Linked DNA regions of Homo sapiens: region 2 is linked to region 1. Evidence: read pairs that join two places in POLR2A ChIA-PET (ENCODE). Cell type or tissue: MCF 10A. All regions are shown on one strand. Links, peaks and the distances in the headings refer to the core of each region. The heading gives the core; the rest is flanking DNA.

Region 1 (15,433 bases), core at 2,598-10,597:
ATGTCATCAAGCATGACACAAAAGCCCAGAAAACTGTACCAAGGTTGCATGCACGGAGTCCTGCTCTGCGTGGTGCGTGCAGGTGCTCACTCCTCCATGCTGCTTGGAGCTGCCAGCCTTGCTTGCAATTTGAAAGTCTGCACAAGAGTTCTGGGAGATAGGAGGATTATTTACAATTTTCCCTTGATAAACACCTTTGCATCAGCAGAATCTCTGCCTCAAGAAAAAGTTGCTTAACATATTGTAAAGGATGTGTGCCTTCTGCTCCTTGACCGTGAGACCAGACAGGAGAACTCAGGCATGTGGGACAGAGGGAAAACAGATTTTAGGTTCATGACTCATTCTGCAACTGCCAACAATAAAATAGTGACCCAACCACATCACTTATTCTCACAAGTTCTGGAGACCTTTCAGATCAAAACAAGGCTCTCATACTTGCTCAGAACTAACTTCAAGATCAGCTAAGAAGCTACTTGATTGAGCCAAAGAGGACTTTAGTTTCACAGAATTTTAGGTCATATTTATTCTGAAATACAACTGAGCTATTCATGAGCTCCCTGGACCATTTCCCACACAGCCATATTTCCATGGCTTTGTGGCAAAGGGGACCATCAAAGGTTTTAGTTCGGTTAGAGTAGTGTTTACAGGCTTGAACTTTGAGCCTTTTAGAGAGACCACCAGGATTTCATGGATACAGAAGGATTGGAGAGAGAGGTCGAGATGGACTTAATGGAAGGGAATAAGTTATTGAACATTAAATTTTAAATTAGTGGCAGACCTCCAAGAGAGTCATGCCAAAAAAGTTTTTATATTTGCTGTATTAAACTCAATGGTAATTACTTTTAGTCATTTTCCTTAGCACTGAATCTAAACCCTGAATTACCGAGAGCAGTTAAGCCACAGTCCCAGGATTTTATTATAAACTCAAAGAAAAGCACAAAATCTGAGCCCAGGTAATGATCCATCTTAGGAATCCTAGTTCTTTTTACATGATCTCATATTCATCCAAAAAAATTGTTTCTTCTCAATAAGACAACGTAGTAGAGTATTCTGGAATTAAATGCAGTTTTATGGCGTGGCGGGACTTTCCATCTCTCGTTTTGAGAATCTTGCCATGAGAAAGTGCTTCCCAATGAGACATTACTACCTCCCAGCTAGGAGGCTTAGCACAATGCTAAAGGTGGAGCAACAGAAGAAATTCAGATGGAAATGAAACTACTTCTTCCTGGGAAGTAAAAGAGCTACATGAAACCAGTCCATCCTGCAGATTTAGTTCATGCCACAGTTGAAGTTTGTGTGATGTTTCTTAGTAGCTAATTTCAAATTTTTACTGTTAGATTCTAAGAAACAGAGTGGGCTAATGATTGGAGCACAGCCATGAGACTCCGCTCCGTTAGCTGAGCATGTGATCCTGTGCTAAATCTTTCTTGGTTCCTTCATCTTTGAAGATGCTGTCTGCTACTTTAGTGCTGACTGATTTGCAAATCTTGGTTGATTAGCTCCCCAATCATAAGGTCCCTAATGATTAGATTAAATGCCTTATACTCAGGGGGTGTGCAGATATGCTATTCTTCCTTCTGTGGCTTGGGTGGAAAAGCTGCTTGGGCTTATTTCCCAACAGTGTGATGTAGGATGGCAGAACTTATCTAGGAATGGCACCTTTGATGATCCATATAATGAAATGTGTAGAGCTCAAAGAAATCTGCCAACATGTATGTGGACTCTTGAGAGGTGGGCTTTCCCAGTACATGCTAAACAGACTTGTTATGCCAAGAGGAAGTGAATAGAAATGATAGCATCAAATATCCAAACTGACAGGAAGTTTCTTTTGCATAGCATAGAACATGGTTGTCTTCTGAGTTCCACTAATGTTCCAGGATATCTTGGCCCTCTGCCTCTGGCTGCTCCCTGGTGTTTGGCACCATAGCGTTGTCACTTACAACCATTGCCTTGGGACACACAGAGTGAACTGTTTGAGTGATAAGTAATTTAGGTAGAAACTTTACCCTTAATTTCAAATGATACCAAACAGCTCATTACTACCCCAAGGGACGCTCTCCGTAGCTTCTGGATTCCCCAGTTTCCTTCTAGAAACAAGGACTCCAATAGCACTATAACCCTAAACAGGCCCTAACCCAGAAGAATACACCACAAAATGCGATTGATTTTCTCAAAATATCACAGTCTTAGACACTATACAAATAATTCAAGAAAATTCTTTCTACCCTGCAGTGGATATAGTATTCTATTATATTCTCCAGCAAAACTTTTAGGACTTTTCAAACTCATTTCTAAGCCAAATAGTTTAGATAAATATTTACCCTTATATTTGGGGGGAATTCAGGCTCACCATTTGCCGAGGCAAGCCCATCAACAGTCTAGAGGCATATTCTGTGTCATTCCTTCCCGTCTCCTTCATAGAATACTACTTTTTCCTTTTGTCTCCTGGCCATTCTCCATCATCTGCTGATTATTGCTAACCACAGGATGCTGGCAAAGCTTACAGTGATAGGCACGTGTGTTCAGTGATGTCCAATACACTCTTATCACAGTGGTTATTGCTTCTTACTCTTTTCAAATGCATTATTCTACCCCTCAACCTACATCCAATCATTAGAACTATACTGGAGCCCAGAACTTGGGACCAATACTTAATTCAAATAGCAGGGGCTTGCTCACAAACATTAAGCCCAACAAGAAGCACAGCACTTTGAAAAGTCAAATAGGCCTTTGGTAGCTCTGTACATTTGCAGTTTTACATTTGTTATTAGTTTATAGCACTAATAACACTTCAGTCGTGAATCTACAGTCTCAATATGATAAGTCTTAGAACATGTTCTAGAAATAGTGGTACCTTGCTGCTATTATACTTAGTAACTTATACCCCAATATAATAATAAGTATTAAATACAGATTGTGTATGCATTCTTTGTGTGTATATGCCAACTGTACTACTTAACCTCACTGATGAGCAATTAGAAAAATACAGAAATTGTCATAGTGAAAATAAGTCTTGGTCAATTCAGATGATACGTGAACCTGATAAATGCTCTAATAGATATGCTATTTTGTCCTGTATTGCTTGTTTTACAGTATGGTGCATGTTGTTTGCTAAGTAAAATGATAATAATAATAAAGTATACCAATTTTAAGGTTAGAATTAAAATTTTGCACATATGCTTCTTGATATTCTGAAATGTATTCTGTGGCTTAATTATCTTATTCATACACATTTCACTTGGCTTTTTACCCCTAGGAAATAATTGTCCAAGTATATATCTCGTCTTCTTTCTTGTAACTTTGATTAAACTGCTTACTTCAACTTACAACATTGTAAAGCCAGAATACCTCATTTTAACAGTGAAAAAAAATATGATGACCTGATGTGTTCTCTTGTATTTGATTTGAACTACCTAAATAGGCTTAACTGTAATAATAAATATACAATTTTGGCAGGCATTTTTTCCTTTGTTTGGATGAACATTTTGTTATTGGTCCACTTCTAATTTTGTCTTAAAGAGTTATAAACTCAGTGTCAATAAAACATCTTGTTATATAATATTGGACAAAAACCCTCTCGAGCATGTCTGACACATATTTGGATTAAGTAAATGTGCTTGCAGTCCCCAAGATTGAACAGTGCGTGAAATGTGTACACAACCTTGACCCCATGCTTTTCCAAGCTTCATCCTTAGCGCTTCAGTTATTTCCACTAAGCTTAGACCAGCTCTTATTGACATCCACACTCACCTGACCACCACCTCTACCCACATTAATTTGAGTGATTGCTAAAATGCCCAGAAATAAAACAATGCAGAGATAATATATTTGTGTATACAAAGATTAAATAAGGGTGGACCTGCAGTTTCTGCTGCAATGAAGATTCCAGTATCTTCCTCATTTCTAATTATTTTAATAGAATATCCAAGACCACTTAATTTAAGTGAATTCTGTGTTTCCCTTATCCTCTACAAAAAATAATCAGTTGAGACTTTTTTGTATGAATTTAGCAGAGATCAAATTAATTCTAAGTAACCATTAATTTCATAGAGTCAAAGTTTAAACAGGTAATTAAGAATAATTATAAGTGTTGAAGTTACCATAGCAATTTAACAACATAGTCATATTCAGAATGTTTAACTTATATTTATAGTTATCGTTTAGTAAATCTACCATACTGTCCTCTGGCTGGCTTTACCACTTACAGTCATTCCTGTGCAGTTTTTAATAATAAATTGCATGATGTAGATAGGGCTGGGTCCAAACATAAGCAAAGCATGTATAACCTGCATGGTGCAATTGCAAAGATACCACTGGCCTGCCTCAATTTCTGAACATATACTTGGGTTTAAACATTGCCTCTATAACAATGGAGCTCTCACATTATGTGTGAATTATTTTATATCTATTCACAGATTAATTTATCATATTACAACAAGGTTATGAACATTCTATTTAGCACAGAAGTTAAGTATAGGCATTTCAGAAGTGCACAGACCTGGGTTTCTATCTCAACTCCATACCCTGGCGGAGTAACCTTAGGCAAATTAACGTCTGTACCTACATAGAAGATAGGGCTAAAAATACCAACCATGAAGGGTAATTGAGAAGACAAAATAAGAAAATGCTTAGGAAGCATTTTAGCACGGAGCATGGCACATAGTAAATACTCCATAGTAGCTCTTAGTCTTAGTAATAAGGGACTTTGCACCCTCCTCCTTCAAATGGCACCCAACGATCACTTCAACATGATTGCTAACCTTTGTGTTAATTGGTAGATGATTTAGCAGGAACTAATTAATGAGAGGTAAGTCAATATAAATTTGACAGTGAAAGAAAACGTGAAATCCCTTTGTGTGGCAAATTCTTGAGGCTCTGCAGTGGAAGGTCAAGGCAGCTGGATGGTGCTGAGTGATTAGACTTGGTCATTCATCTCTCTGTCTTTCTCTCTCTCTGTCTTTCTGGGTGTGTGTGTGTTTGTGTGTGTGTAGGTGAGAGGGGGATGGTTGTAAGGGGCAAAGAGTAGAAGAGGGCGGGTGTGAGGAAGGCACTAGAGACAAAGTCCTGGGCTTTGGCTATTGGTGGTTTCCACCTCTGGAAGCTTCCTAATCTGGAGGTACTCATATTAATATATATTTCTGTACCTGATCCCTGAAGATTATGATTCTTTATATCTTAGGGCATATCTTAGGAGGAATACTTAGAAACATGTATTTTGGTGTGTAACCAGTTGGAGAGTTACTGAACCAAAAATGCATTACTCAGAGCGTAGCATTTATGCCACAGGTGGTATGCAAGATGATGTGAGGTGGAAGATGGCCATATCCTTAAATAGCATTAATGTCATTAATCACTTAATCAGTTCTGATTAGTCAAGAGGGAAGTCTCAGTTTAGTAATGAAACCTCTCTATCCCTTGCTTGTCAACTAAAACCAAAAAGGCAATAGTGTCTAGCTAACATTTAATCTCATTTTGTTCGTACTGTGTTTACGTTGTGGTTACCTTCTGTTTGTAGCAGGCAGTCCTAGGTTTGCAATAGTGATATAAAGTCCCCTTCAAAATAAATTTATCTAAGTTTTTTGAAGAGCCCACTATGAAAAAGCTATGAGAATGACCTAAGTTTATGATCCTTTCCAGGTTGAAAAAAAAAAATACAGTTGATTGTACCACTCATTTTTGCCTAGAACTGGGTTTGACTTTGTTCTTCGTAAACATTTCTTAGTAACTAAATACATGAAGAAACTGCTATTTGGAATAGAAAATTATCTGTTTTTTTCATAAGGGAACTTCCTTTATGTTTCCTGTGGAAGTCCATGCTCAGATAATCTATCTCCATGTTGTCCTGTAGAGCAGTTTAAACTAGGGAAAGAAAGGTCATGGAGTCACTGAGTCCCACCTATGGCTGAGCTTGACAAACAAGAAACGCAGAGTAAACTCCATTTCTTCAACTTTGAAACTGATTCCCTCTCTGTTAATCCCTGAAGTCAGGTTGCCTGATGTCCTGGATTTTTGTTGTGTTTTTTTTTCCTAAGGAATTCTTCCTGATCAGCAAGAAGTGATCGTGTTTATCCCTCTGCAAATCTACTCGGTATGACCAAAGGAGTGTTATTATTTTTAAGACTTGAAACCTTTCATTCTCGGAGAGGGTGGGAGGTTGCAAGGGAGGGACAGTGGCCAAAGCCCATGTGCCTCAAACCTCACCCGGGATGGCCTGGACAAGTGCCAGTGAGACAAAAGCACTAGTCAGACCAGGGTGTTTTCACAGCTGGGCAGTCAGTGTTTTTGGACAGCATGGGTGGGGAGGAGGCCACAGCAGTGTCAGCCTCTGTCCAGTAGCATCATGCAATTGAGAGAAGCCTTAGGCAGGCAGATGGCTTTAATCTAAGGAGCTAAGCATCTAAAGAATAGGATTTATCCTGTAGAGAAAGGCCATAAGAAGCAATATTCTTGTAAAAGGAGGCCACTGAATGCTGTTTTTTTGTTTAACCTGAGAACTGAGCTACTTTTTAGCCTGGAGACTTTCCTACCTTGATCCTCACTGGGCATTTGCACAATCCAGTTCCAGGAGGTGTTTCTAGGACCTCCATGAAGTATAAGGAGATCTGGAAGAAAACATTAGGCTGCCTTTTGCAAAAACTTCCCCCACCAACAACTTGTGAGTGTAGAACTAACTTACACACATCAGAGGGGCAGTGAACTACTTCAGGGGGGCTGAAGTGCCCCAAAATGACACAGACAATTTTAGATGTATGTGCACTTTTTTCTGGTAGAGGACCCATAACTTGCATCAAATTCTCAAAGAATTTATGATCTTAAAATGTGATAAACCACCGCCTTTCAAGGGCCTATGAGAATGCATTATCATTTAAATGTTGTTAAGCAAGCAAGGCTGACTAATTTAGGCTAGCACTGGCAAGTCTTTGTCCTTCCTATAAAAAAAAATCTAAGATTCTTGTGGAATTGTTCACTATAGGTGCTCTGTTTCGAGAGGTAAGGTCAGATCAGACAACTTGAAAAGAAACAGACTAGGCCAAGTTCAAAGGATCCTAAGGAATAGTTAGATGAGACCCAGCAAAAGAGTGTGGTCAGAGGAGCCAGGAGAACCAGGTACACTAGCAGACAAGAAATGGCAGGGGCACTATGTGAAGACTTGGGCACCACATTTCAGAGGGAAATGGCTAAATTGGAGCCTTCATAGAGAAGAGCAATTTGGAGATGGAAGGGTCCAGAAGTCATGTCACACGGAAAACTGGGGTAGTTGGAACAGGAAACATTTGGAGCAAGGTGACAGAGATATCTTCAAGTATTTTTAAATTGTTACATGACTTGAGTTTAGAATATTATGGCTTTAGATATAGAAGGGATCAAAGAACATTTGTACAAGGCATTAATGTTACAGGAGAGAAAACTGAAAGCCAGAGAGAACTGACTGGCTAAGGCAGAGGTAGGACTAGAATCCAGATTCCCTTCCCAGTACTGTTTGCCACCATTTCCAGCTGCCTCCCCAAGTGCCTTATGTGCGGGGAAGAGCTAGGACCAATGAATGGCCATTTTAAGAAGGTCGAGCTTAGCTTGATAAAGAGTATTCCTTTATAGAATAGGAAACTAAGTGAAACAGTGATCTCACCATCATAAAGAGTATTTCTGAGGAAATGTGTATTCATTTTCTATAGTTCCTATAAAAAATTACCACAAACTTGGTAGATTACAACAGTGCAAATGTATTACCTTGCAGGTCTAGAGTCAGAAGTTTAAAATGGTCAGTGGGGCCATGCTCCTTCTAGAGGCCCTAGAGTAGAATCCACTTCCTTGCCTTTTCAGCTTCTAGAAGCGGCCTGCATTCCTTGGTTTGTGGCCCCTTCCTCTACCTTCAAAGCCAGCAGCATATCAATCACTTACCCTGCTTCTGTCATCACATCTCTTTCTCTTTTTTTTTTTTTTTTTTTTTTTTTTTTGAGACGGAGTCTCGCTCTGTTGCCCAGGCTGGAGTGCAGTGGTGCGATCTCTGCTCACTGCAAGCTCTGCCTCTTGGGTTCATGCCATTCTCCTGCCTCAGCCTCCCGAGTAGCTGGGACTATACAGGTGCCCGCCACTACGCCCAGCTAATTTTTGTATTTTTAGTAGAGACAGGGTTTCACTGTGTTAGCCAGGATGGTCTCCATCTCCTGACCTTGTGATCTGCGCCCCCTTGGCCTCCCGAAGTGCTGGGATTATAGGCCATCACATCTCTTTCTCTTATTCTGACCTTTCATAAGGACCCCTGTGATTACACTGGGCCCACCTTGATAAGCCAGGATAATCTCCCATCTGAAGATCCTTAACTTGACCACATCTGCAAAGTCCCTTTTACCATGTAAGATAACATACTCATAGGTTCTGAAGATTAGGATGTGGACATTTTTGGGGGGCTATAATTCAACCTACCACAGAACGTGCGGAAAGGCTTATTAATGCTGGTGCAGGTATTAGAACAGATCTGGATTCAAATCTTGGCTTCAGTACCTACTAGTTGCATGACCATTACCCCTTTGAGCCTTTGTTCCCTTGTGCATAAAATAGAAATAAAATCTCAACATTACCATCAGGATTTGTGGTAATATGCATGAAATGCATAACATATAATACTCTCTCAATGAATGGTAGCCATATTTATTTAAAAAACTACCAGATGCTTCTCACCATACAAGAATTTAATAGAAGAAACTCCACTATTAAATAGGACATTTGATAAAGTGACTTCCAGATTTCCCTCTGAGATTGCTGAAATCTAAAGGAATAAAAATTTCGTTTCCTCTATAAACTATTCTCGGGGCCTCTTGTCCACTTCCCAGATGCAGTTACAAGGGAATCACTTTTCTGGATAGCCAATGGCTATCAGACTGTGCTTTCTGCCCCCCACAGTCCTGCCATCTGATTTTTCCATGCAGCTCTGGTTGGATTTAAGCAGGACTAGCAGTCTGTCCTGGTGTGTAATGATTGGCTAGACCAGGCGGCTGAGGCCAGGGCAGACTCCCTCCTTCACATCTGTCAATATACCTGGCTGCAAGCAAGTTGCTGCCTGTGACCACAGTCTGCAGAGGCCAGAGAGAGCAGGAAAGGAAATGGAAAGGAACCTCACCTTCATGCTTGGGGAAAAGGAGAAACCTGTGTTAATGTGTCTTCCCAACATCCCACTCTCTTCAGCAATCGCTGGAACAGCCATGGGCCATCCCTGCTGAGTCAGGAAAGAAGCTGAGGGAAGAGTCGGGATTGAAAAGCAGCAGACAAGGTAGGTGATCTCTCTGGTCACTGGCCCTTCTCTTGTAATAACAAAATGAGCAGCATATACAGCCTCGTCACCAGAGTGTTTCTGAGGAGGGTCTGCTGGAGATATGGTAGACCCGGGTGTGTGTCTGAATTCAGTCATTTTTCTATCAGCCTGTTCTGGAAAGCAGGCTGTATTTTCCTTCTGTCTTCTATCTCTTCTGAAAATTGTTGTTGCTCCTGTACGTATTTCAGAAACTTGGAAGGTTTTTTAAAAATTTTTCATTATAACAAATTATATGTGCGATTTATTAAAATGATTTCATTGGTGGTAACTCCACAAGCATGGTTTTGTTCCAGAATTTTCGTTGCATAATTTTTTTCAATTTTCAAGACATACCAGAGAGGACAGTGTACATATACTGTAGTATATGGTATAGAATAATATATTCCGAGAAATATACTGTCCATTCACAGGGCTGTCAACCTCGTATGATAGGCTCTCCCAGGAAGTCACGTATATTTTTCTGCTTTGGAACCTAGAGAGTTAAAAGTCCTGAAATTACTGGAGCAGAATCAAGCCTATTTACCTAAGCTTATCACATCGGCAGCCAGGTCAATCATTTACTGAGACTAGGCCGTTTCTTACCCTGAATCAGGAGGACCACCAAAGCCTTTGCTGGCCTGAGTCCCTCTGTAGCAAAGGCATGGGCAACACAGAAGAAATGCTCCTCTGAAGCTATAGTCCAGATTCTCTTCTCACCAGAAGTAAGTTTTTCTCCTTCCGAGAATAGTAAATATCCCAAGACCCCCCTTCCCCAGCTCAATGATAAACAAACATGAGCAAAACTAATATGCAAACCTGATGATACCAATGCCACTCTATGTACAAAGCTTGTGGCTTTGGAGGGAGCTTCCCTCATCACTGGAGGTCTATGGGGAAGAAGGAGATGATAACTATGAAACAAGTTATTGAGTGATTCTTGAGGAAGAATAAAGTTATAAAGTAATCACCAAGGAAAACATGGAAATTTTCCCCTTCAAGTCTACACACTCTAGAAATATGTAATTTTTATCTAATATGATTCACTCTTCCTTAAGTCTGAATATAACTCCTCTAATTGCAGAAATGTTGTCATATGGTCACCACATACAACTTTCGGGCCTGTGCAGTGGTTCCTGGCTCCTATAGTCATTAGTTAGAAGCCTAGTAATGCTGAAGTCCTATTTTTCTGAACTCCCTTTAGGGAAGGAGTTGGGTCATGTAGGACAAGGTAATGTTTGACATTATTTTTGTCAATCAGTTGTGGAACTGAAGTGACTCCCCTCAGGCAGGGTTTGTGGCTGAATATTTAGTGTCTGAGGCAGTTAACTAGATGCAAGAGTGGAGGCCATTGTAGACATAAACCCTTGTGTGACTTTGGGTAAGTCTGTGGCTACCTCTCAAGAATGTTGTGGAGAATTATGGAAAACTGATACGTTTCTGTGAAGATATTAAGCACTGCAAAATGTTAAGTGTGAATCTGGCTGGTATCCAGAGGATGTTCATAGATAATGCAAGTGATGGAGGTGGTTTTGACGAGGGAAAAGGATCTTGGGGTGATCAAATGCATTGGCTAGGTCGGGCATGGCAACCCATGCCTGTAATCCTAGCACTTTGGAAGGTGAGGCAGAGGATTGCTTGAAGCCAGGAGTTCAAGACCAGCCTGAGCAACAAAGTGAGCCTCTGTCTCTACAAAAAATTTTTTTTAAAAATTTATGCATTGGCCATATTTCCCCACATTACTGAAGGCTGCCTTAGGGACAGACACACAGGTCTGACCTGTCCTTTTTTTGTAGCTTCTGGCTCAGGGCCTAAAACAAACTGGAAGCCCCTAAGGGTATGTACAGCTTTTTCTTTCCATTTCCTGAATATTGGATAGTAAGTAGAGGGAGACTATTCTTCAGATTGACTAGATTAGAATAGGCATTGTCATTGTTTTTCAACGTTAGGTAGTTAGAATATAGAAGTTAATTAATTTGCCCAAAATCATGCAATTAGTCTGAGCCAGGATTCTACTCAGTTCTGCCTTGTTCCCAACCCAGTGCATTTCCCATAAGGTCATGGAGTTGACCATGTGGATAAGCATAAATTGGAGGGTCACTGAGGTAAGCAAGGCTGACTAATACAGTCAGAAGTTCTGAAGTTCTCCACTGGCTCTTGGATGTGCCATGCCTGAGCCTCTGTAACAAAAAGGCCAGTAGTGGACTTCCAAAAAGGATAAAACAGGCAAGAGCAAAAGCAAGTGTTTTTAGTCATGGCAGTCACTGGAGTCTTCTCTGTCCTGTATATTTTCTAAATAACCCAGATAATCCTCAGGCTAAATCTTTGTCCCTTTTTATACTGTAGACTCAAATTCTGAGCCCCAACTAAAGTACAACATCTGAACTCTTTCCAGAGAAGAAATGACCCTATCCCAATCTTTCTCAAGGAACTCAAGAATTTACTATCTCATCTCAGCAAATACCCACTCATTTAAATCTAAGAGACTTGGGCACAGAGAGGCTTAAAGCCCGAGAAACCATCAACAGTCCCTCCTGTCAAGGCTCTCACCATCTGCAACCCAAAGAGACCCATGTCGGCTTGGAGTCTAAATGGCTTTTTGGTGTCATTTGAGCAGTGAATGAGTAATGTACAGCAGAAGCCTTAATCCGCCCCCCACCCCTAGTTTCACTTTTGTTCAGATATGTCCTAAAGATTCCATTAGCTGTCTGTCATAAATTCCAAAGTAGCCACAATTCCTGAGCATTTACAAGATCAAGATAAAGAAATGCCATCATGAAATGAGGTCGACTAAATGTCTTTGAACAAAGGGTTTCTAGTGACTTGCCTCACATGTATCTCAAGTGTGTGATAGCAAAGGCATTACAAATAGAGATTGCATCACCATGTCTACCAGCACCCTTTACTAATCAACTGACCTTGCATGAACTGTACTTACATGCCATCATTTTCATTAACCAAAACGCTAGGAGAAAGAAAGTTGAAGCTAAAACACAAAGACTCATCACAACATTTCACCTGTGTCAAGTACTTATTATGACCAAAACATGAACTGCTGCCTTCTTATCTACACTTTTTTTCATTTAATTTTCATAACAAACCTCTGCAACTTGCCCAAGTCACAGAGCTAGTAAGATGAGGTAAAATTTGAGTTGGGATCTGAATCCAAATCCCATGTTCTTCAGCATTCTGTTCTGGGAAACATACTCACCCAACAGTGTCTACACTGTTCACGTTCTAAATGTAGAAGAGTAAAAAAAGTTCTTTCTAAATTATTTGATCAGATCCTTAGAGTATATATTTATTCCCCCTTCCCACTCACACAAGATGTTCTTGATGTTCTTGAGTGTAAGCATAAAACTCAGTATGACAGTGGTTTTCCTCTCCTCTAGAAAAGGAACCACAAAACACACATGCACACATGCACACACACAATAGCAATTGCCCAAGAGTCAGTGCTTTGATTCCTTTCTGAAGCTGAGAGAGAAAATTGTTCTTATCATCTCCTAGTTTATAAACATTGTTTTGTTTGTTTGAGTGATTGACTTTAACATAATGTACAAGACAAATTTGTCATTTATTTTACCAAGATTTTTTTAAAAGTTTATTTCTGCAGTGAAATTTCAGTCTTTGAAATCAGCTAAATTTTTCAAAACTGTCCAGTATGTCAATAGTTGTATTTAATCTTCACCACAGCCCTGTAAGATGAGTACTGTTTTCAGATGATATCCTTTCAGATAAGGAACCTGAGACTCAATACAGGTGAATGGCCTTCTCAGTCTCACTCAGCTAAGTCCCTTAGATCTTGGGACTCCAAATTTTTTGTTCTTTTTTAAATTAAATATTCACGCAGTTCCCTGGATTCCTAAGTCCTACAAATGGTAGGAATGGGGCCTACAAGCTTTTTATTTAAATTTTCAGAAATTAAAAATGCCAAATGACTACACAGCCTGTTCTCAGGCAGAGACCACTCAAATATTGATTGCTTTGCTTTGGGCTAGAATTCTGTCAGGTCAGTGTGGTAATGCTGTTATTCTAATTAGATTTTCACAGAGTAATGAAAATAAATACATTAATTGTTACTTAATAAAATCTTCCTTAAAGGCAAAAAATCTTTCAAGCCCATGTGCCCATGAGCAAAATAAGATATCAAAGGGGTTCTTGCTAGAAGGATAAGCCACCACTGTCTTCTAATCAGTTGTGTGCCTAGAGAACGGTATACATGAGTAGGGACTAGAGACCCCACAGTGTCTTGAGATGCACAAGCCCTCTCTAACCCTGTAATCAGATGGATGTCTCATGAGTCAAACAGTTGCCAAATGGCATGGAACCTAAGGAAGTCCTTCTACAAATTGAGAATCCATTATTGTAGTTTCAACCCTACAGAAACCAGCTACAGTTACAGGAGGAAACCTTATGCCCTAGGAATTCCATTTAAGTCCTAAGATGTTCTGAAGGGTCCGGGAGCCCTGCATCAGCTATGCATCTGGAGGAGATCCAGTGTTTTCTTATCCCTAATGTTTCACTGGGAATTGCCCCTGGCTGGCTGCCTGAGTCTCCATCCCATGCGACAGTCATGTTGTCCACATCCTTGCTTTGGTGTTAGTGTGCATCCTCATCATACTTTTTGGTCCCCATTTCTGTGACTTCTGAGGTTCTAATGATCTTGGTGCAGGAGAACCCATAGTTTTGGGCAGTGATCAAGCAGAGTGAATGAAACTTCTGCCCCTGACCCACCCAAAACTTGTTCCCCTCCTCTCTACAGTTCCAAGGTCAAGTTTCCCATGAGAGCAGTAAAGGAACTGAAGGTCACAAAATGCTGGCAATTCACCATGCCTTGGAGGGGTTCCCAGAAAGTAAAATGAAAATGAGATTGTTTTCACATAAGACCTCTGTATTTGGAGGACAGGATTCAAACAGTTTGAATGTGCAATTTCACTGTGCACTGAGGTAACCCCCACAAAGTCTTTTTTTTTTCAAAAGCCAAAATAATATCAAAAATACTTCCTGCAGAGAACTCTAACTAGGCAGAATTCTTTTTTGTCATCACTGGGTTGATGTTTTCAAGGATTCATTTCTCAAGATAAGCCTTATATAGTGCATTTGGCTGGAGCTCATGTGTACTTCTGTGGAATGATGGCTTTCGTCCATGGGGCCTACTTTGTGGTGATCTCATTAGGTTTCACAAGGTAAACAGCTGAAAACTTGTGGTTAGTATGTGAGCAGGCTTCAAGAGAAGAGAAAACCCAGGAGAGGTCGGCCAGAAGATGTTGCAGTGAATTGGCAGGTGGCAGGCTTCTCTCTGTGACCCAAGGAAAGCCAATACCCCTACGAATTCCAAGGAGATGTACTTTTAATTTCAAATACATGTATCCCACAAAATTTAGCTCTGCTTCCTAGCTAGGAATCCTAATCATAGGAAGAGCTAATGGCTAGACTTCCCAGAACGTGACTGTTCTCTACTCAAATTCATCTCATTTTGCTTTTCTTTGCAAAATGAAAATTCTCCATTTTCCATAAGAATAGTATTGTTATAGAATACAGTTGTGTTGATAAATTATAGTCCAACAAATTAAACTAAAATAGCCCAACAGAGGCATCCTAGGCCTGACATCATTGTTGTCTTTCTCTGTGGCTTTATGCCAATTTTTACACATCTTGGGGATGGCTTAGTTTCACATCTTTACTCATCTGCGTTCTAATTTTGGATAACCACAAACATTTATTGATGGGTTATCCACTCAGTTCAGCAACAATCATCTACTCTTTCCCAGAAGTGTGTTAGACACTGTCTTTGACATAGGATTAAATAATCTTGCCACTTACCAGAGATGAGAAGGTTTTAAATTTATCCAGTAGGCCAAACCACAGCTTCTTTAGAGTCCTCTATATTTGTGTGTATGTTAGTGTGTGTGTATGTGTGTGTCTGCCTGTGTGTATGTATCTGTGTGTGTATGTGTACTTTTAATCATTATACAGTACCAAGAAGATAATGGGTTCTCAGTAAATATTTGTTGGTGATACTAAACTAGTAATCAGCTAGGAATTTAATCAAGAAATTGATTTATAAAAAGAAAACTGGAATTGCTAGGGGAGACTAAAGAAAGAATCAGAAGTGTTAACCATTGGTGTAGAGGGAATAGGGCA
Region 2 (15,433 bases), core at 3,698-11,697, 120 kb after region 1:
TCCAAACTGTTCTCAGAAAAGCAGCTCTACAAGAATGATAGCAAATCCAATAATGTATCTGGGTTGATTTCCCAGAAATTCATCAAACCAGCACAGCATGGAAGTTACTTATATACCTATTATACTTTCAGAACCCTTCAGACAGTCAACATGGATGAAGGCTAATAATTTGATTACCATAAAAATATAACTAGGAAAAAATAGTTGTAGGCTTTACATATAAAGAAATTTGAACTACAGCCCCACAGAATTAGTGACAATCTGAATTTCCAACAGAACTTTGAGGCAGAGTCAGATTAGAATATTTTTTAAAACTTGCTTAGAATTAATATCTAACAAAATGAGGATAGTTGTGTTCTCGGTATTATCTGTTTAAAATTTAATCTAAGAATAGACTCTGAGATTTTCTTGAAGAGCAGTTAGTGCTGAGCATATACTGACCTAAGAACAGATACACTTCTAAATCTAATTTAGGAGAATCATTTTGGAAATAAGACAATTTTTTTCTTGTGAACATTCTATCTAGGAAGAATTCAGCAGAATGAATATTCATCATTTAACATATTTCTATTTTTATAGTCTGCTTCAAAACTTTTATAGTAAAAATAAGATAAAAGTATAGAATCACTTCCAGATTTCTCTACACACTCAAGCAATTATTCATTTTATATGTCTGGCAGGATGGGTTTGATTGTGGTCACCCTCTTTGTCTCTTCCATTACCCCTGGTACTGAGAGGGTGCAAGTGAGGATAAATTAGCCAAGAGGCCACCCACACTGAGCTCTTCCAGACTGAAACAAACAAACAAACAAACAAAAACATTAGAGTCAGAAAAACTAAATATAACACATGTTCCTAGATTGCATTCTATAAAGAATATTATTGGGATAATTAACTAACTTGAACAGAGTTTGTGAATTTAATGTTAGTGTCAATGACAATGTCCTGATTTTGATTCTTGTGTATTGGTTATCTGAAAAATGCCCTTCTTGGAAGAGTTACACATTATTCAACAGTGATGCGCTCTCTGTTCACAATGTACTCTCAAGTAGCTCCAGAAAAAAAATGTTCTTTGTGCTATTCTTGCAGCTTTTAACATTTGAAGTTATTTTAAAATTAACATTATCTTTAGCATTTTAAAAAGATAAAGTTGATTTTATGGCCTGTGAGTTTATCATTGATTTTCTCAGATTCTCTGGGTAAACTATATCAACTGTAAATAGTTTTATTTCTTCTTTTCCATTTCCTGTGAATCGATTTTTTTCTTTTTTAATTGTGTTGGTTATAATCTCTAGGAAAAAAATGTTCAATAGATGGAGAGAGAGTAAGCATCCTTACCTTTTTGTAATCTCAGTGGAAATACCTCTAGTATTTTCTGACTAAACATAACACCGGCTTTAGGACCGAGGTATAGAAAAATATGCATTATCATTTCTCAGCCTTATGGCTAAGATCAAGTGTAGAAAATATGCCTCAATTTCTATTTTCTTGAGTGTTTTTATCAGGAATAGGAATTGAGTTTTGTTTAAAAGCCCCCCACCCCCGCTTTTTTTTTTTTTTTTTTTTTTTTGCGCCAAGTGTGGTGGCTCATGCCTGTAATCCCAGCACTTCGGGAGGCTGAGGCAGCAGAATTGCTTGAGACAAGGAGTTTAAGACCAACCTAGGCAAAATAGTGAGGCCCCATTTCTAACAAATCAAAATAAAAATATTAGCCAGGTAGAGTGGTACATGCCTGTAGTCCTACCTGCTTGGAAGACTGAGGCAGAAGAATTGCTTGAGCCCAGGAGGTTGAGGCTGCAATGAGCTATGATTGCACCACTGCACTCCAGCCTGGGTGACAGTGAGACCCTGTCTCCAAAAAAAATTTGTTTAATAAAATAAAATTAAAAGAATTTTAAAAAGCCTTTTCCCCAACTGAGGATAATATACAATTAATCTTCTTATATCTACTAATATAGTATTTAAATTAATAGATTTCCTCATATTGAATCATCCTTGCATTCCAGAAATAAATCCTACCTGGTCATGGTATATTTTCTTAATGTGGTGTTTGGATTCTGTTTTCTAATATTTACTCTAGCATTTTTGCATTGATATTGGATAATGGCTTGTAGTCTTGTTTACACATTAGAGTCATTTTCCTCCATACCACTTTTAGGAGAACAGTTTCCATGAAAGGGAGCTTGATGATAACAGAAAAGATAAAGAGACAATCTAACACAGAAATAGACCTGTCTTAGGGCCACATAAATTAAGGGGAGGTTGCTGACTCCTCTCTTACTGACTAGGTGACCTTAGAGAAGTTATTCCTCCTCTTCTGCCCTCAATTTTCTTGCCTATCAATTAGACGAACCTACTCAAAAGATTGTGTGAGAATAAAATGACAAGATGTCTATACAGACTTCAGTACAATGCCTGACACAATGTAAGCTCACGTAAACACTGGTATACCCTATTTTATTAAAAAGAACTACTTTTCTTCTACTGCCTCTCACATTATAATAATGCATAAAGACATATGTGGACAGATGTCATAGTTTCATCAGCAGGCAGATAGTCCCCAATACCATTTTGTCATGATTACCAGGCCACAGAGGAGTTTAGGCAGCTAATCTAGGGAGCTAGGTTTGTATTTTTTCTCTTCTTTTATAGTTACTCCATTCCAGACTAGAAGTTTGAATTTATAATTTTATTTAATTAATTAATTTTGTGTATTTATTTTTGAGACGGAGTCTCACTCTGTCGCCCAGGCTGGAGTGCAATGGCGTGATCTTGGCTCACTGCAACCTCTGCCTCCCAGGTTAAAGCGATTCTCATCCCTCAGCCTCCTGAGTAGCTGGGACTACAGGCACCCGCCATCACACCCAGCTAATTTTTAGCTGTATTTTTAGTAGAGAAGGGGTTTGAATTTAAACAGTGAGCTTTTCATGGTTATTGAGTAGGAGTAGGAGGAGGGGGGAACTGTAAAGGAATGAAAAAGGAAGAGGAAACTTCTTGAACCCCTCCTACATACCAGGAACTAATTTAGGTATATCTGCAGTTATTATGTGAGGAAAGGTGGAAGGTTGCATCAAGATTGTAGAACTCCAGAACCACCTTGACAGGTGAATGAGTATGGGCATTGTCTCTCTATCTAACAGTTGAGATCAACTTTTGTTCTTTTCTTCTCACTCATAACCTCTTCAAATAGAATAAAGAGATGCGTTTTCTCTGGGTTGGGCTCTCAGTTACTCTGGCTGTAAGTGCTCTGAACATCAGGAAATCACTCTGTACAGGGTGTCAGCTGGGCTTCTAAGACTCCTGCGTGTGGAGGAGTTAAGGAGAGTGAACATTTATCAATACATTTATTCCACAACATTTTTATTATGAATGTGTTGATTCTGCAACTCTTCATTAGACTGTAGAGGTAGAAATGCTGTCTACCACTCTAAGACTGATAGACCTAGAGCACTGTAGGAATGCCCTGGAAAAAGAAATTGGCCTGAAGATGTTGGCATTTGTGCGGAACCTAGAAAGTCAGAGTTAGAAAGCAAAGCAAAGCTTGTGGGAGACAGCACAGTACATGTATTAAGGAACAGACTCACACAGATCTAGGTCTGCATTTTGTCTTCCTATCTTTCTTACTATTGACTTTGGACAAGTTCTTTATTTTTCTCAGCTTTAATTGCATTTCTGTAAATTTAGGGAAAAGTACCTTATAGGGTTATAGTGAAGTTATAAAGGAGATAATGTAGGTAAAACACTTAGCACAGTACCTGGCTTATAACTGCTCAAATATAATGGCCATTATTATTATCTGGTCTTTAGCAGTGTTCACTTCTTGCCTCCATCAACAATCTTTTCCTTAGACTTTAAGCTTCTGCTTTTTTTTCTTTAAAGACTATTTTTTGGTTCACAGCAAAATTGAGATGAAGGTACAGAGATTTCTCATATATCCCCATCCTCACACAAACATGGCCTTTCCCCTTATTAACATCCCCGCCAGGGTGGTATGTGTGTTACAACTGGTGAACTGGTGAACCTATATATTGATGCATTGCCATCACACAAAATCCATAGTTTACATTAGGGTTCACTCTTGGTATTGTACATTCTATGGGTTTAGACAAATATATAATAACCTGTATCCACTATTACAGTATCTTACGGAGTATTTTCACTGCCCTAAAAATCTTCTGTGAAGCTTCTTTTTTTAAAAAACAGCTTTTATTGAGATATAACTCACAGACCATATAATTCACCTACTTAAAGTTTACAATTCAATGGTTTTTAATATATTCAAAGAGTCATCCAGAAGCTAACTTTAGAATATTTTCCTCTCAAAAGAAAATCCACACCCATTAGCAGCACTCTCTATTCCTCTTTCATCTCTTCCCTACATCCACTTCCAGGCAACCACAAATCTATTTTCTGTCTCTATAGATTTAACTATTCTGAACAGTTCATATAAATGTAATCATGTAATATGTGATCTTTTGTGACTACCTTCTTTCATTTAGCATGTTTTCAAAGTTCATCCATGTTGAAGCATTGTCAGTACTTTATTCCTTTGTATTGCTGAATAATATTCCATTGTATAGATAAATCACGCTTTATCCATTCACCTTTTGAAATACATCTGAGTTGTTTCCATTTTTTGCTATTACAAATAACGACACCATGAACATTTACATATGAGTTTTTGTGAGAACATATGTTTTCATTTCTTTGGGGTATATACGTAGGAGTGGAATTTCTGGATTTTATGGCAGCCCTGTTAACCTTTAGAGAAACTGGCAGATTGTGATCCAAAGAGGCATTTTGTATTTCCACAAACACCCTATGAGTGCTCCAATTTCTCCATTCTCTCCAATACTTGTTACAATCTGTCTTTTTTATTATAGCCATCCCAGTGGGTATGAAATGGTATCATATTGTGGTATTGATGTGCCTTTCCCAAATGGCTAAAGATGTTCAGTATATCTCCTTCGGAGCAATGTCTACTCAAATCCTTTGAGTATTTTGATTTTTTTATTAGACAGCGTCTTGCTCTGTTGCCCAGGCTGGAGCACAGTAGCATGATCAGAGCTCACTGCAGCTCTTAACTCCAGGGCTCAAGCCATCCTCCTGCCTCAACCTCCAAGTAGCTGGGAACACAGGCACATGGCAGCATGCCTGGCTAATTTTTTAAAATCTTTGGTACAGACAGGATCTCTCTATGTTGCCTGGGCTGGTCTTGAAATCCTGGGCTCAAGTGATCCTCCTGCCTCAGCCTCCCAAAGTGTTGGGATTACAGCAGTGAGCCACCATGCTTTGCCAAGTATTTTGAATTTTAAGAGTTTTACAAATACTCTAGCTACAAATCCCTTATCAGATATATAATTTACAAACATTTTCTCCTGCTCTGTGGGCTCTCATTTCACTTTTTTGATGGTATTGCTTATAGCACAAAAGTTTTTAAAGCTTCTTTTAAGTATAACTTATGGAAGTTTATATTTCAACAGTTATCTCCTAAATAGTACACTTTCAATGGAAGACTTGGCCTTGTTCTTCATAGACAAAAACAATGTATGTAAACTCAGTACGTAAAAAACTCAGTAATGTAAAAATCCTCTAATTGTAACCTTCCCATCACATAGCTGTTGACCTACATTGGCATCTACCCTTACCTGCTTTCACTACCCATGCTCTTGAGATAAAAAGAGCTTATTCTAGTCAAGACCAACACTCCAGCTGGATTCTTGACCTCATCCTCTCTCTATTCTCCCAGGACATTCCTCTGTCACTTAATCTCTCTGTTTCCTAGATCTTTAACATCTCTCTCAGCCTATGAGACAGTTTGCCTTGCTCCCTCCCATTTTGAAAAAAAACAAAAACAAACTTGTCTTGATCTGCATCCTCCAAATATACATCTCTAATCTTGTTCTCTACCCTGCACTTCACTTGGATGCCCTACAGATATATTTCAATTCAACATGTCCAGAATTAAATTCCCCTCCTCACCCCACATCTGTTCTACTTTCAATATTTCTGTTCGTAGATAATGGCACCATCATCCGTCACTTACCCAAATCAAACTCTCTCTCCCCTGTACACACCTTCTAGAATCAATAAATCATGTTGGCTTGATGCGTTGTACCTCTCAGGTATATCATACAGTCTGCATCTCACTATTGTACACAAATGCCTTTAGTTTAGTTTCTTAGCATCTCTCCCCTGAATTATTGTATAGACCTCTAACTTATTTTTCTACCTCCAATTCTGCCACCATTAAGGTTCATTCTCCTTAATATACCAAGAGCAATATAAACAAAACCTGGTATGTTTTAGCATTTGAATAGGAGATGGTGATTGTCCCCTTATTAGGTAATGTACATCACTGGTTATGTGACTTTTGATAACTCTCTAATTATTCCTCTTCAGTCTCTGGCTCCTCATTTGTTAAAGAAAAAAATGACAGCACTTAGTCTTAGAGACATTGTGAGAATCAAGTGGGACAATATTTGGCATACTAGGTGTACAACAAATGGGAGGCCTTACTTACATGATAGTGGGACCAGGTTATCTCCTGGGGCTCCCCTGTGTCTACAGAGAATATCAGATATGTCAGCTGCAGGAATCCGGACTTAAAGTCAGGAACTCTTTGGGAAGCTCTTGAGAACAAGGACACTGGTTTCTTTCCCTATAATATAGAATTTGTGCCGGGAGCAGTGGCTCATGCCTGTAATCCCAGCACTTTGGAAGGTCGAGGTGGGTGGATTACAAGGTCAGGAGTTCGAGACCAGCCTGGCCAATATGGTGAAACCCCGTCTCTACTAAAAATACAAAAAAATTAGCCAGGCCTGGTGGCACATGCCTGTAATCCCACCTACTCAGGAGGCTGACGCAGGAGAATTGCTTGAATCCGGGAGGTGGAGGTTGCAGTGAGCCAAGATCACGCCACTGCACTCCAGCCTGGGTGACAGAGCAAGACTCTGTCTCAAAAAAAAAAAAAAAAAAAAAAAAAAAAAAACTATGGGATTTGTAAAAAGTAGAAGAAATAGTAAAGACAAAGTACCTAACAGGGTGGCTGGTAAATAAAAAGCAGGGGATGAAAAATAGAAAATAAGCAGCAACATGCCCAAGAAGAAATAACTATGCTAAGAAACTGGTTCCTCTTTTGGTTTAAGCATTGTCCATTACTTGTTTGCCAGATTTGTCTATTCTAGATAAAAGTGTGCTTTTGTTGTCAGTGGTGCTGGTGGTGGCGAAGTTCTGTTGTTTTACAGGGAAGATAGCAGTGGAATAACAGAGTGATCCAGGACGTCTGTTTTTCAACTTCAGCAGTAGTTAGTTTCCCCGGATGTTAAACATCTGAGTTCAACAGATGAAGTTCTGTTGACCTTGAGTTTTCAGAGGTCAATTCAGCTTTCCAATCATGGTACCTCTCTTTTCTTGCTGTGTGCAGGCTGGCACTGATCCCAGTTTATCCTTTGAGATTCAGCAGAAGATCCTGATGGAGGAGGAGGATACCAAGAGAGAGGTGCCCAAGGAAGATGGAGTTGGTGATGTGCAACATTTCGGTGAGAACTTTATTGTCAGAGGTTTTCAGTACATATTTACAAGTTCTTACTCCATCATACATATTGGGAATGAGCTGGCATTTTCAAGCATATACCCAGGAGTCCAGCAATCATTGGGGAAGAGAGCCTGAGGCTGGCAATCCTTGCCCAGAACTTTGGTCACCTGCTTGTTCACAGGCCACCATATCTTACTTCACTGAAGTCATATGCTGAGGTTTTATTTAGTCCAGATGCTGAAGGATGGGAAGACCCAAGCAGCTGGTGTGGAGGTCTTTCCCAGTGACTCATCAGTCATTCAGAAATCAAAGCCTGCACAAGAAAGGGTGGGATGGGATGTATAGAGAAAGACACCAAGCCTTTAGACTCCAGCAGAGTAGCTGATATTGACATATCTGAGGAGGGAGGAGGCTCCAATACGACTACTCCCAATTCACAGGGTTTGTGGTTCTGGATGAAATCTTTGCAAAGGGTTTCCCTGGCACTCAAACAGAATAAATAGGCTTATAAAGTGTATATATTCCTCATTATTTTTTATTATGCCTCAGATGATCAAGTAACCAGAAGGCTGAGGGATAAGCTTGGTTACCTAGTTTCAGCCAATCTCATTAGTATTTCCTTCTGACCAGCTGACCAGCTCTGTACTGCAAAGTCTTCTTGTATTAAGGGAGGGCAATTCCAAACTAGATTTAATTTTTCATTTACTCATTGTGCTAAGTTCTAGACACAAGAAGTTAAAATAGAAAAACCTGTGTTAGGGCTCTCCAGAGAAACAGAACCAATAGAACACACATACACACACACACAGAGAAGGAGAGACAAAGAGAGATTTTAAGCAATTGTCTTACTCAGTTGCTCTATTGTGGGGGCTGGCTGGGAATTCTGCAATCTGTAGGGAGTGTTTATCTCGAGCAGACATGGAAAATAAAACAGAAACATTGCAATATGACGATGTGAAATACTTTGACATCTAACCAAAACCAGTCATGGTTTTGGACTTTCTGGAGAGGGTGATTTCTGAAGCAACTATTGCTAGGTGAATTGTGATTATGAGGAAAGAGATACATGAATGTGACTCATGTGAATAACTGCAGGCAGTTTACTGTGACTGGAATGCTCCCTCCTTGCAGGAAGAGGAGGAAGGAAATGACAAGCTATTAGGTGGGAAAATAACCTGGAGAAACCAAATGACATTTTTTTTTGTTTATTTGTTTTCATGCTAATCTGAGGATTCCAGATTTATTTTATCCTAAAGGCTTTGAGAAGTTATTGAAGAATTCTAAGCATTGGAGTGATGAGATTAGAGTTTCGGTAAAGACCAATTTATGTAATTATTCAACAAATATTTAATAGTGTCTGTCATGTATGAAGTTCTGAGAGACGCACTGGAGATATGACAATGAACAAGATAGAAAGATCCCGGTCCTCATACAGCTTAGAATTGTGTGCAGGAGATTAGGGGAAAAAAAGACTAATAAAAGAACTTAAAATTTTAAGTACTGTTATTGAGGCTTGATTTAGGAGCCTATTACAATTCCAATATCCTCCCATCCCATCACACCTGGCCATCACATCCTGCCATAAGTGGAAGCTTTAAGTACTGAATATTACTCAGCAACTGCCCTATACCCCATCCCCTCTCACGGCCAAATGCACAGTCTTGGATTTGATACTTCCAGACCCTCTTTCCAAAATGTGGATCTTAGCTTTTTCTTTAGGCTCTGCATCTTCCATTTCCTTGGGAGAGCCTTACTTACTGCACACCCAATGTCCCTTTAGCCCTGGGCCTAATGAGGTTCCATCTCCCCTTGACTTATTCCTGGCTCTCTCTAAAAGTGGGGAAATACCAGGTAGTAAATGAAGGCAAGGGGATGAAAAGTACTATTGACAGATATTTAAGAGGTAAAAATTATATGATTTGGCAATGTATTGGTAATAGGGGTTGAGGAGGACTTGAGGGACTGAAGAAGTTTCCCAGATAAGGGAGTTGGATGACTGGATCTAAGAGGGTGTCCTTTACTTAATTGTAGACTACAATTAAGAAGGAGGGCTGAGGGGTGCACGTGAGGGAAGGTGATAATGATGTAATGATTAGGACATGTTACGTCTGCTGTGCCCAAAGGATACCTCTGTGTAGGTAGGCAGTATGCGACCCTCACCTTCCCCCGTGTACATTCCTAAACCTTCCTTCTTTCTTGTACTGAGGATTGTGGAAGTTGGAATGAAAAACAAAGGACTGATATTTCCAGTAGGATCAAAGCATTCAACAAAGTAATTGAGAATCTATCATAAAATGCTAATAGCCCATGAGAGATAAAACTTTCCTTTGAGAACTAATTACCAGTGAATTATTCATCAAGGGTAAGGTTACCCCCCGCCACCTGCCACTAGGGATCCTTCAAAACTGCCTGTGTAAGGAGTTTTCCACCTGGATAGTCACTTTGATAACTTCTGCAGGACAAAACTAGCTTTTGCAACAGGAAAACAATAAACCACATCAGAGCTTGTCTTGATTACATTGCTCATCAATGCTCAGCAGGCTAGAGGAGTAAAAAGCATAAGTGCTTTGGTGCTTTGACCCCCCCAAACAGCACTCCAAGTGTTGAGGGATCTCAGACCTTATCTGGGATTTTTGTTGAAGAAACAGAGGAAGAGCCACAGAAAGCTCTGCCAACAGACTTGGGGTGTGGGGAGAAAAATACTGCCTTTAGACATATACAGTCATGCACTGCATAATGTTTCAATCAATGAGGGACCACATGTACAACAGTGGCCCTGCAAGATTATAATGGAGTGGGAAAATGTCTTATCATCTGGTGACAGTGGTACAGTAGCACAACACCTTACCTTTTCTGTGTTGAGATGTTTAGATACACAAATATTTACCATTATATTACAGTTGCCTACAGTATTCAGTACAGTAGCGTGCTATATAGGCTTGTAGCCTAGGAATAGGCTATGCCATTCTTATGGTTATGCCATATAGACTGGGTGTGTAACAGACTATGCCACCTAGGTTTGTGTAAGTGGACTCTATGATGTTTGCATAATGACAAAATTACCTAACAATGCATTTCTCAGAACATAGCCCTAGCCTCAAGCAATGCCCGACTGTATATGAAACTTTCCTCTTGTGAATTGATGGGTTGCCAAGCCTTTTATAAAGCTAACTTTAATATTAACATTGAAGATACAGTGAATCCATATACCCATGTTAAAGTTCTGGAGTTTGTTTCTTTTTTGTTTGTTTGTTTTTTTGATATGGTCTCACTCTATTGCCTAGGCTGGAATGCATTGATGGAATCATAGCTCACTGCAGCCTTGAATTCTTAGGCTCAAGTGATCCTCCTGCCTCAGTCTCCAGAGTAGGTAAGACTATAGGCCCAAGACACCATGCCTGGATAATTGAAAAAAATTTTTTAGAGAAGGGGTTTTGCTATGTTGTCTAGGCTGGTCTCAAACTCCTGGGCTCAAATGATCCTTCCACCTTGGCCTCCCAAAGCGCTGGGATTCCAGGCATGAGCCACTGTGCCAGGCCAAAGTTCTGAAAATTCTTATGTCAGTCTTGTAAATATAATACTAATACCGTAGGAATCAAGCTCTGGAAATTACCATTAAGAGAATGACCTTTTAAATAGAGCTTCTTTTGTTTTCCATTTGAACAGCACAGCAAGTGAATTTTGATAATCTTCTTTAGGAATATTTGTAACTCAGAAATTCTTAGTTCTTGTCATTATACAAAATAGACACTTGCACATATATTTTATAGCAGTGCAGTTCACAATTGCAAAGATGTGGAACCAACCTAAGTGCCTATCAACTAATGAGTGAATAAAGAAAATGTGGTATAGATACACCATGGAATACTATTCAGCCATTAAAAAGCATGAAATAATGTCTTTTCCAGCAACTTATATGGAGCTGGAGGCCATTATTCTTTTTTTTTTGGGACGGAGTCTCGCTCTGTCGCCCAGGCTAGAGTGCAGTGGCGCGATCTCGGCTCACTGCAAGCTCCGCCTCCCGGGTTCACGCCATTCTCCTGCCTCAGCCTCCCGAGTAGCTGGGACTACAGGCGCCCACCACCACACCCAGCTAATTTTTTGTATTTTTAGTAGAGACAGGGTTTCACCATGTTAGCCAGGATGGTCTCGATCTCCTGACCTTGTGATCCACCCACCTCGGCCTCCCCAAGTGCTAGGATTACAGGCATAAGCCACCGCGCCCAGCCGCTGGAGGCCATTATTCTAAGTGAAATAACAGGGGTGGAAAACTGAAAACCGTATGTTCTCACTTATAAGTGGGAGTTAAGCTATGGGTACACAAAGGTATACAGAGTGACATAATGGACTTTAGAAACTCAAAGGGAGAAGGTGAGGGGGGCAGGGCTAGGGATAAAAAACTGCACATTAGGTAAATGTACACTACTTGCATGATGGGTGCACTAAAATATCAAAATTCATCACTATATAATTCATTCGTGTAATAAAAAATCTACTTGTACCTAAAAAGCTGTTGAAATTTTAAAAAATTTAAAAAGAAATTCTTGGTTTTTGAGGATAGTCATAAATTCAAATGAGACTAAAATAACCATACTAAGATGAAGCAGGAGGATCACTTGACCCCAGGAGCTCAAGACCAGCCTGGGCAATGTAGCAAGATCCCATCTCTACAAAAAAATTTTAAAATCTGGGTGTGGTGGCATGCACTTGTAGTCCTAGTTACTTGGAAGGCTGAGGCACGAGGATGGCTTGAGTCCAGGTTTCAAGTTACAATGATCTATGATTACACCACTATACTCCAGCCTGGGCAAGAGAACAAGACATTGTCTTTAAAGTCAATACATAAATAAATAAAAGAACTATACTAGTCATAACATCACTATCTGTATCTCAGAAATAAATGCTTCAAACAACCATTTAGAATTTATTGAGCACTAACATAAATCTCCAGTCAGAGTTGAGTGCTATAAAATAATGTTTTTGGCCAGGCGTGGTGGCTCACGCCTGTAATCCCAGCACTTTGGGAGGCCGAGTCAGGCAGATCACGAGGTCAGGAGATGGAGACCAACCTGGCTAACACAGTGAAACCCCGTCTCTACTAAAAATACAAAAAATTAGCTGGGTGTGGTGGTGGTGACCTGTAGTCCCAGCTACTCGGGAGGCTGAGGCAGGAGAATGGCATGAACCCATGAGGCAGAGCTTGCAGTGAGCCGAGATCACGCCACTGCACTCCAGCCTGGGTGACAGAGCGAGATTCTGTCTTAAAAAAAAAAAAAAAAAAAAAAGGTTTTTACTAGTGTTCTTTGCGATTCTCCTGAGAGAAGCAATGACATTGCCCCCATCAAGTGGAAAATTAAAAATGGTCTGGCAAGTAGCTCTGAGCCCCTGCAGACACAGCCAGTTAATTGGAATGTTGTCACTGAATTTCTAGTCCATCAGTGACCCAACAGCCAAAATGGGCCTGCTCATGTGTATTTCTGTGAGCATTTTAGGATCTGTGACTACAGAGTAATCATAACTCTGAAAAAGGAAAAGGGCAGTCAGGAGTGGATGGAGAGATTTAATATCTTAATTGTGGCCCTAATGAATACGCAGTTCTCAGTTGAGCAGCCTCGACTTGAGACTGACACCTTGTTTAATACAGGAAGTAGAGTGCGGCTTTATTAAAGTCTTTAAATGTTGTGGCTGGAGCTCATATTTCTTTTTCACCCTATGCCTATATAATCATGTTGTTCCACTTCCTACATAGCCGCTGGCTCTTCCTGTTGTCCCGCAGCAAGAAGCCAGTGCAAGTTTAGAGTAAGGAAATGACATAATTAAAATGGTATTCGATGCGAAGCCTAAAATTCAAAGCCCCATCTTTCCCCTTTCCTCAAATCTGGCCCCAGCACCCTAGATCTTATCTCCTACTCCTCCCTCCCCAGCTCAGGCGGCTGTATTACTCACTCTTTCCCAAATCTGCCTTGGCTTTACTGTCCTCCTACATTGCTCATGGTCTTTCCTCTGCCTAGAAGGCCCCTCAACCTTTTTTTTTTCAATATGAAACTCACATATGTTGTCTTCCCTGTTGGACTCATAGGACACAAATACCCCTTCACCTGAACTCTTCTGTATCATTGTTTTTTAGTATATATTACATTATCATATTACAGTTATATGCTAGGCAGTATAAAACAGAGTAGGTGCTTCGTAAATTTGCCTTTAACATTCCTCATGTTCTGAATCCTGGCCCCTGCTCTCAGTTGTCAGAATTCTCCCGTGTGCTGAAGTCTGTGTATATCTGACACATCAATTTGGACATCTATCCAAATTGGGTAGATGCCCAAGGTGGCATTCTCCCTCTCTCTCTCGCTCTCTCTCTCTCCATATATATGTAAAATATATATTATATATACAATTATGTTATATGTAAAGATCATATATAATACACATATATTATATATACATAAATTAATATTATACATAGGATTATATATTATAATAATCCTTATGTATAATTATCTTTATACATAATATAATTATCTTTATGTATAACATTAAGGACAAATTGAAATCAAGGTATGGTATAACTGGAGGGATGATGAAAGTCAGATGAAAGGAAAAACAAAGAAAACCAACAGAGAGAAGAGAAGCTGAGTTCTCTTCAGTATCGAGGAATACTGCTGTTAAGGTGTTGGTTTCTTTTTTCCATGATAAGCAGATAAGATACAGAGAAACTCCTTGTTTTAAGCCCACTACGCAGGCAAAGTAGACCAATTCAGGGTCCTCAAGTGATAAGAAAAGTGAGCCAGATAACACAGCTGGGATAGGTTAATCTAAAAGACACACACACACACACACACACACACACATACACACACACCATCCTTTTCCTGCCTGATTACAATACAGACTCACAGAAAAGATTGGGGGTAGGGCAGAAGGAGAACGTTTAATGCAGAAATTAATCAGATGTTCCAAATAGATTTACATTTTTCTCATAATTAGAGAACCTACCTTGTAATTGTTTAAAGATAAACCAGCACATGGGGATAATCATTAAACTTGAGGAGACAAAAATTAGGTGTTTCCCTTTTTATGCCCCTAGGAGGTTAAAAAGTTATTTTCACTTTAGTTTTGGTTAACATTCTGGTATTAATTTGATTAATATGTTATTTATACTTTATCTATTTAAATATATATTAGAGAATGTATAGTAAAAACCAAATATTCAATAAGGTTATTGGAATAAAAATACATCAACATTTTAAAAAGGAGAGGAAAGCAAAGTCTTTATTACCGTTACACAAAAATTTAATGGTAAGCTTGACTCTGGGCTTCCTGGCAACAAGGATACAAAGAGAAACAGTGGGTTACATAGTTTCCCTTAACAACAGTTGCAGATCCAATGTGAAAATAGATGAAGATGACTTTTCTAAGAAATGAAAGTACATTCATTTTTTAGAGAGACAATTTATCTAAGTACTAAAAAGAGTGTGTAAATTGGAACTGAACTTATATAGGACAGTCAGTGTATAACTCAATGGTCAACATCATTATCAATAGTTCCAGAAAGGCAAACGTGGTTGGAAACTACTCTGCTGGGTGTTCTTTTTGTGCTGTCTGTCCTCTGTGCAAGGAATGGTACCTACATTAACACACTGGCTCATAAAATGTGAGTTCAGCCAGGTGCGGTGGCTCACACCTGTAATCCCAGCACTTTGGAAGGCCGAGGTGGGTGGATCAACTGAGGTCAAGAGTTCAAGACCAGCCTGACCAACATGGTGAAATCCCATCTCTTCTAAAAATACAAAATTAGCTAGGCATGGTGGTGCATGCCTGTAATCCCAGCTACTCCAGAGGCTGAAGCAGGAGAATCGCTTAAACCCAGTAGGCAGAGGTTGTGAGCCAAGATCG

What was found. ChIA-PET counts read pairs that join two places held together with the same protein. Peaks named below come from ENCODE experiments on the same cell type or tissue, not always from the same donor. Only the 100,000 strongest peaks of a DNase experiment are listed, where the experiment ranks them.
Region 2: POLR2A ChIA-PET joins it to region 1 with 5 read pairs; 14 of 35 experiments call an interaction of 5 or more read pairs at or near these places.

Annotation. Positions count from the first base shown.
Region 1 is chr3:111,723,436-111,738,868 of GRCh38, forward strand. It overlaps PLCXD2 (phosphatidylinositol specific phospholipase C X domain containing 2), which reads left to right. Exons shown (of 4, transcript NM_001413064.1): 4 at 1-3,572. It also overlaps a transcript of PHLDB2 not described here. Among named protein-coding and RNA genes, the nearest start is that of PLCXD2-AS1, 54 kb to the left of the region's middle. RefSeq lists a silencer at 3,547-3,841 and an enhancer at 11,194-12,393. In MCF 10A, for the core only: no CTCF peak of the experiment used is centred there; a DNase peak (open chromatin) is centred at 6,246.
Region 2 is chr3:111,838,395-111,853,827 of GRCh38, forward strand. The region is part of intron 1 of LOC105374040 (a long non-coding RNA gene); the gene reads right to left. It also overlaps a transcript of PHLDB2 not described here. Among named protein-coding and RNA genes, the nearest start is that of PHLDB2, 13 kb to the right of the region's middle. In MCF 10A, for the core only: no CTCF peak of the experiment used is centred there; DNase peaks (open chromatin) are centred at 8,527 and 10,617.